Regions from separate parts of the Homo sapiens genome. Here regions 2 and 3 are each linked to region 1. A link is an interaction called in ENCODE POLR2A ChIA-PET data of the cell type or tissue named here. Cell type or tissue: HepG2. All regions are shown on one strand.

The links. ChIA-PET counts read pairs that join two places held together with the same protein. Peaks named below come from ENCODE experiments on the same cell type or tissue, not always from the same donor. Only the 100,000 strongest peaks of a DNase experiment are listed, where the experiment ranks them.
Region 2: POLR2A ChIA-PET joins it to region 1 with 6 read pairs; 3 of 35 experiments call an interaction of 5 or more read pairs at or near these places.
Region 3: POLR2A ChIA-PET joins it to region 1 with 6 read pairs; 13 of 35 experiments call an interaction of 5 or more read pairs at or near these places.

The regions. Positions count from the first base shown.
Region 1 is chr16:74,990,590-74,993,089 of GRCh38, forward strand. No RefSeq gene overlaps it. Among named protein-coding and RNA genes, the nearest start is that of WDR59, 6.7 kb to the left of the region's middle. In HepG2, no CTCF peak of the experiment used is centred here; a DNase peak (open chromatin) is centred at 1,172; H3K4me3 peaks cover 1,637 bases.
Region 2 is chr16:74,714,059-74,716,558 of GRCh38, forward strand. It overlaps FA2H (fatty acid 2-hydroxylase), which reads right to left. Exons shown (of 7, transcript NM_024306.5): 6 at 2,289-2,500; 7 at 1-211. The coding sequence ends at 132. Among named protein-coding and RNA genes, the nearest start is that of MLKL, 14 kb to the left of the region's middle. In HepG2, a CTCF peak has its summit at 2,437 (motif pointing left); no DNase peak of the experiment used is centred here; H3K27me3 peaks cover 1,304 bases.
Region 3 is chr16:75,128,888-75,131,387 of GRCh38, forward strand. It overlaps a transcript of ZFP1 not described here. Among named protein-coding and RNA genes, the nearest start is that of LDHD, 13 kb to the left of the region's middle. In HepG2, a CTCF peak has its summit at 1,773; DNase peaks (open chromatin) are centred at 784, 1,074 and 1,754.

The sequences.
Region 1 (2,500 bases):
CAGCCTTCAGAGAGAATAGGCAGTAAATTTCTCAGGGCCTTAAAAGGTGTCAATATCAGTTTATCTCTTTAAAAAAAAAAAATTAAGGCCAGGCAAGGTGGCTCACGCCTGTAATCTCAGCACTTTGGGAGGCCAAGGCAGGTGGATCATTTGAGGTCAGGAGTTCCAGACCACATGGTGAAGCCACATCTCTAATAAAAATACAAAAAAAATTTAGCCGGGCGTGGTGGCACATGCCTGCAGTCCCAGCTACTCCAGAGGCTGAGGCAGGAGAATTGCTTGAACCCGGGAGGCAGAGCAGTGAGCCAAGATGGCGCTGCTGCATTCCAGCTTGGGTGACAGAGCAAGACCTTGTCTCAAAAAAAAAATTAGGATGGGGTTTCACTATGTTGCCTAGGCTGATCTCTAACTCTTGGGCTCAAGCGATCCTCCCGCCCCGCTGGCCTCCCAAAGTACTGGGATTGCAGGTGTGAGCCACCACGCTCGGCCTCTTAATCTCTCTTAAATGCAGGAAAGTCTCAGCTGCGTTCTCTACGATGCAAAATTTCCCCCACAACAGAGTGCTTTGAAGAGCCATTTCAAACTACGCCAAAGAAATATATTTTGGGGTAAAATACTTTTATTTCCTTCAGGGTCTGCTGTCTGTTATATGATGCTATACCAGAGTCAGGTTGGAATTCGGTATCTTATTGCCACAAAGCGTCTGTTCTGTCAGTCTTATGATCTCTATTTCAACCTTAACGCTGATCAGTTGTGCCTAAACTCGAAAAGGTGGGGGGTATAATGACCTTCTTTCCCACGATGGCCAGAAATTCAGTTTTTCAGGTTTCTCTGGAGTCCCCTTGGCCTGGGGGAGGGTGGTCCATTCTGTAACTTGGGGGACTTAGGATTTTGCATCTGAATCAGAGGCTGGGGACCACTGAGGGTCCTTTGTCAAGTAGATCCCACTTTGCCACAGAGGATTTATCATGAAACTGTGTTTTTTCAGGACACTTGCTAGCCAAGCGGCAGGAAAGCAGGGTACACAGCAAACCCAGAAATCCAGGGCCTGGGCTGGGCTCTTATCAGCAACTAGCCATGCAATTTGAACATGATCCTTTATCTTTCTAGTCTTCTGTTTGCTCTTCTGCAGAATTTGGAGCTAGCTGACTACTCAGTTCATTTACATCTGGGAACCTTGGACCCTGGCCCTGAGTCCCAGTAATAATTTCCCTCTCTTCATCAATCAACAAATATTTATGAACATGGTCCTGTGCTCAGCCTCCCGGCCATGTGTATTTGGTTACTCATTATCCTGATTTCTCTAAGCTGTCTCCTTTCAAGCAAAACAATAAAATTTAAAGAGCTCCGAGAGGGCCTGGGAGGAAGTTTCTCACTAAAAGGCATTTGTCCACCCCCAGTGGGGTGATAGGGGTGCTGGGGATGCCCTCCAAAGCCATGGGAAACCCTCGCCTTCCTCTGGCTCACAGAAACAGGGAGGTGGACGGGAGTTCCCCACTGCTTCTCAGGAGTAGGCCCTCACAAGCCCTTTCCCCTATTTTCTGAATAGTGAAAGTCCCAGGCTTTCTATAATAGAATAGATATGCACTCGCATTTCCAAAGGGCTTTGGCAGCAAAAATTTTATCAGCTCTTCCTCCTGACTGTTGTGGTAAGTGGATCAGTGGTTTATTGTTAGTACAAAACAAGATAACAGGACATTTTCTTTTCTTTTTTTTTTTTGAGACAGAGTCGCCCTTTGTTGCCCAGGCTGGGGTGCAGTAGCGCGATCTCCGCTCACGGCAACCTCTGCCTCCCGGGTTCAAGCGATTCTCCCGCCTCAGCCTCCCGAGTAGCTGGGATTACAGGCAACTGACACCATGCCTGGCTAATTTTTGTATTTTTACTAGAGACAGGGTTTCACCATGTTGGTCAGGCATGAGCCGCTGTGCCCAGCCATAACAGGACATTTTCTGAGATAGGCTACCATTCGGGGTCCCACAGGGCACCTAAGCTGAGTGCAATCACATTGCACAGAGCAGGGGCTTCACCTTTGCAGTACAAGATCTCAGCTGTTCAGTGGTGCCAGCTATGAGAGAGGTGACTTATAATAATCAGCACACTAGAATGTAAATCTTAAGGCCAAATAATTAATTCACAAAAAGAAATACAGCTGTTAAGTAGATCTAGTCTTTTTCACCCCTTTGGAAAGTATACAGAGAAAACAAAATTGTCATTGGAAGAATTCCTCTGCTGGGTGCAGTGGCTCACACCTGTAATCCCAACACTTTGAGAGGCTGAGACGGGAGGATTGCTTGAGCCCAGGAGTTCAAGACCAGTCTGGGCAACATGGTGAAACCCTGTCTCTAAAAAAATACAAAACTTAGCCAGGCACGGTGGCACGCACGTGTGGTCCCAGCTACTCAGGAGGGTGAGGTGGTAGTATCCCTTTAGCCTGGGAGGCAGAGGTTGCAGTAAGCCCAGATTGCACCACTGCACTTCGAGCTGGGTGACAGAGTTAAG
Region 2 (2,500 bases), 280 kb before region 1:
CTAGGCTGCAGGGCCGGACACAGCCCATCCTGCCTGGCCAAGCCAACCTTCTTAATGGGGTCTGAATGGCGGGTGGGGGTCGGGAAGGGGCCAGGGCCGGGCTGAGGGCAGGACGGAGGGGGTGGGAGTTGTCACTGCGTCTTCAGGTGGGGTTTCTCTGGAGTGAGGGTGTGGAAACAGTAATCCCACAATTTAGTGCTGATACCAAATCCTAGAGAGGGAGACAAACGGGGAGAAGATGAGGCATTGAAGGAGCAGGCGTGCGCTGGCTTGGGAAGGGTGCCAGGGTAGGGATAAGAGGTGGAGACAATGTCAATATCTGTCCCCTTGGCCTTCCCAACTCCCGAGGCCATTCTGGCAGAAGTCAAGGGTGGGGAACCTGTGTCTTTTATTGTCCCCAGCATGAAGCTGGAATAAACCCTAATTCCTTATCTGGCCTTCGTTTCTAGGCTACGTGGCCCCCTCCCACCCCCCACCTCCATCTCCTTCCCCTTCCTTGGGGCCCAAGTTCATTCCTGCCTCAGGGCTTTGCACCAGTCGCTCTTGGGACGCCAGATGCTGATTTCTCTTCATTAGGGTCTTAGCTCTAATGGCACCTCTGCAATGACACCTGGACCATTTAATCTCTTTGCTGTCCAACTAGCCCTTAGCCACACATGGCTACTGAGCACTAGAAATGTGGCTAGAGCTCCAGAGAAACTGAATTTCTAACTTCATTTAATTCTGATGAATTAACATGTCAATGTAAAAACTGATGCTTGATTGAGTTACTGGAATTTTTTTTTTTTTTTTTTTGAGATGGAGTTTCGTTCTTGTTGCTCAGGCTGGAGTGCACTGGTGTGATCTTGGCTCACTGCAAGCTCCGCCTCCTGGGTCCAAGAGATTCTCCTTCCTCAGCCTCCTGAGTAGCTGGGATTACAGGCGCGCACCACCATATCCAGCTAATTTTTTGTGTTTTTAGTAGAGAGGGGGTTTCAACATGTTGGCCAGGCTGGTCTTGAACTCCTGACCTCAGGTGATCTGCCCGTCTCGGCCTCCTCAAGTGTGTTACCGGAAAATGTTTAAGCATGTTTGGAGCAACTTACCTATGTGAACTACTGTTTGCAAATTTTATAAAATCTAGATATGGATCTAGTATTTCTAATGAAACTTTAGTATCTGAATTGAGATGTGCTGTAAGTACAAAATACACCTTAGATTTCAAAGACTTAGTATAAGAGTTGCTAATTATTTTTTTTTAAAGAGACTTTACAAAAAGGGTCTCACTCTGTCACCCAGGCTGGGGTGCAGTGGCATGATCATAGCTCATTGCTGCCTCAAACTCCTGGGCTCAAATGATCCTCTTGCCTCAGCCTTCTAGGTAGCTGAGATTACAGGTGCATATCACCACACATGGATAATTAAAACTTTTTTATGTAGAGACAAGGTCTTGCTATGTTTCCCAGACTGGTCTGGAACTCCTGGCTTCAAGCAATCCCCTGCCTCCGCCTCCTATAGTGCTGGGATTATAGGCCTGAGCCACTGCGCTCAGCCATTAATGATTTTTTAATGTTGATTACATGTTGAAATAATAATTTGCTTATGTTAAGTAAATGTTATTAAAATTCTTTTCATCTGTTTATTTTCATGTCTTAGTGTGGCCACTAGAAAATTTAAAATCACATATGTGGCCCACATAATATGTCAGTGGAAATCGCTGGACCCTCCCCCACCTATGTGATATTCCATCACCTTGCTTTACTTTCTTCTTCTTCTTCTTTTTTTTTTTTTTTTTATAGACAGAGCCTTGCTCTGTTGCCCAGGCTGGAGTGCAGTGGTGCAATCTTAGCTCACTGTAGCTTCTGCCTCCTGGATTCAAGCTATTCTCATGCCTCAGCCTCCCAAGTAGCTGAGATTATAGGTGGGCACAACCACACCCCGCTAATTTTTGTATTTCTAGTGGAGACAGGTTTCACCATGTTGGCCAGGCTGGTCCCAAACTCCTGACCTCAAGTGATCTACCTGCCTCGGCTTCCCAATCCCCTCGGCTGGGATTACAGGTGTGAGCCACCACACCCAGCCCCTTTATTTTCTTTATGGCATTTATCACAGTTTGAAATCTTTGCCATTTATTGATGTCCTTGCCTGTCTCTGCACAGCTGTCTGCACCAGGGAAGAGAGTAGAGGGAACCCTCTGTATATGCCCCGTACATGGAACAGTGCCTTGCCGTTCCCAGGAGCTCGATGGTAGTTGGCAAATAAATCAATGAACACACATAGGGGGCTGGGAAGCACAGGCCCATCCTCACCTGACTTCTGATGTGCAAAGTGGTGCTTGACGTGGTGGGCCTTCAGGCTGTACAGGTAGGAGCCCTTGTGCGGCGAGCCAAAGTGCAGGTAGTAATGGGTCATGTCATAGAGGACGTAGCCCAGGAGGCCCCCCGCAAACACAGTGCCCCCTACTGCCTCGGGCAGGATGAGCTGCATGCACAAGTAGAAGACGCCGATCACCAGGGAGGCT
Region 3 (2,500 bases), 140 kb after region 1:
TCAAGCTATTCTCCTGCCTCAGCCTCCCAAGTAGCTGGGATTACAGGAGTGCACCACCACGCCTGGCTAATTTTGTATTTTTAGTAGAGACGGGGTTTCTCCATGTTGGTCAGGCTGGTCTCAAACTCCCGACCTCAGGTGATCCGCCTGCCTCAGCCTCCCAAAGTGCTGGGATTACAGATGTGAGCCACCGCGCCGGGCCAGCCACTTTCGTATCTGTCTACTGATGTATGGACTTCGGAGTAATGTGGCCTATATCAATTTTTCAGGATTGTTCTTTTGTTTGTTGTTGTTCTCCTTTCCTCCCCCTATTTTCTCTTCAGAGGACGTGAGACTTCACAACCTTCTAAAAATGAGCTTTCCTAGCAACTAGGGACTTACCTGTCTAGGAATAAACCATCCTAGCCATGAGAGATCAGATGAAACCTGAGATCAGAGACTGATTTTCTTCTAAAATGCTTTCTCTAAAAGATTTTTAAAAAGAAAAAGGGGGAATGTGAAGGAAAATATCTTGAGTCTTCAAAATCACTAAGCTAAAGGGAAAAGTCAAGCTGGGAACTGCTTAGGGCAAACCTGCCTCCCATTCTATTCAAAGTCACCCCTCTGCTCACTGAGATAAATGCGTATCCTTTTGCCTGTCTTGGAGAGGCTAATAAGAACCTCAAAAGAATGCAACCATTGGTCTCTTATCTACCTATGACCTGGAAAACCTTCCCCACTTCTAGTTGTCCCGCCTCTCCAGACAGAACCAATGTTCATCTGACATATGTTGATTGATGTCTCATGTTTCCCTAAAATGTAAAAAAACAAACTGTGCTGTGATCACCTTGGGCACATGTCACCAAGACCTCCTGAGGCTGTGTCATGGGCATGTGTCCTCAACCTTGGCAAAATAAACTTTCTAAATTAACTGAGATCTGCCTCAGATTTTTGGGGTTCACAGAGGCATAAGGCAGAAGGAGAGACCAAGGCAAGTTTTAGAGCAGGAGTGAAATTTTATTTAAAAAGCTTTAGAGTGGGAACAAAAGGAAGGAAAGTACACTTGGAAGAGGGCCAAGAGGGCAACTTGAAAGACAAGTGTGTGGTTTGACCTTTTGACTTGTGGTTTTTTTGTTTTTTGTTTTTTTTCAGACAGAGTCCACTCTGTCGCCCAAGCTGGAGTGCAGTGGCGCAAGCTCGGCTCACTGCAACCTCCACCTCCTGGGTTCAAGTAATTCTCCTGCCTCAGCCTCTCCAGTAGCTAGCTGGGATTACAGGTATGCACTACCACACCTGGCTAAGTTTTGTATTTTTAGTAGAGATGGGGTTTCACCATGTTGGCCCGACTGGTCTCAAACTCCTGACTTCCAGTGATCCGCCTGCCTCAGCCTCCCAAAATGCTGGGATTACAGACATGAGCCACCATGTCCAGCCTGACTTGGAGTTTTATATGGTGGCACGCTTCTGGGGGTCTTGCAGCCCTTCTCCCCTGATTCTTTTTTTGAGGTGGGTTGTCCACATGGTCAGTGGCCTGCTAGCGCTTGGGAGGGAAACGTGCAATTTGTTGACTGGCCTTGTACGCATGCTGACTTGAGGCTTTCTTCCCTTACCAGCTGAATGTTCCTAGAAGGTCATATATCTCTTAAACTCCATCATTTTGCTTCTTAGTACGCATGCTCAAGCTCAGTCACCCAACTCCTGAGATCTTATTGGGAAGCTGATCATCCGTTTCAGGTTTTTGTATCTATTGGGAAACTGCCTTTCCCTGGAGCAGGCTGCCACCAACTGTTATTTTAGAGAAACAGTGTAACTGCCTGACCATCACCTGAGGGTGGCCTGACTTTCCTGTTGGGTGGAGGGGGAGCCTTCTCTTGCCCTGTTCATGCCTGCCTAGCTACCTACCGTAATACTCACATGAGTAAATCCCTTCAAGTATTTTACAGTTTGATTCTTTTTTTTTTTTTGGTTGACAAAACTGAGGGATAAAGACCATTCCACGGCCTAAAACGCTTCAGTGGCTTCCTGTGGCCCCTCAAACAAATGCAAAGCCCTTGCAGTGGCCTTAAAAATCCTGCTGTGCCCTGCTGACCTCCCCACAGATCTGGCACCTTTTAGGGCCTGATATCCATTTATCATCTTTCCTATATCCCGCTTCCTCCCAACCTCCTCATTGACCTCCTAAGATCCAGCTTTCCTTTCTGTCCCTGTGGGCCTCAAGCTCTAGCCAGGCTTGCTCTTGACACACGCTGTGCCCTCGGTCTGGCATATTCTCCAGGCTTTCCACCTGGCCAGTTCTTCCTCACCCTGCAAGTCTAGGTATCAGTGTCCCACTTAGAGTGGGCCACCCTCAGGAGCATGAGGAGGGAAGCTCAGGGAGGGCTTTCAGGATGGGATGGGGTTGGGCAGTGGGGCAAGCCAGGGAGGCTTCCCGGAAGAGGAAATTTGAGGATGAGCAGCAGTTTTCCAGGTAGGTGAAAGAAAAGACTTCACAACTCTTTCATATTCACCCTCCCCGGGGCAG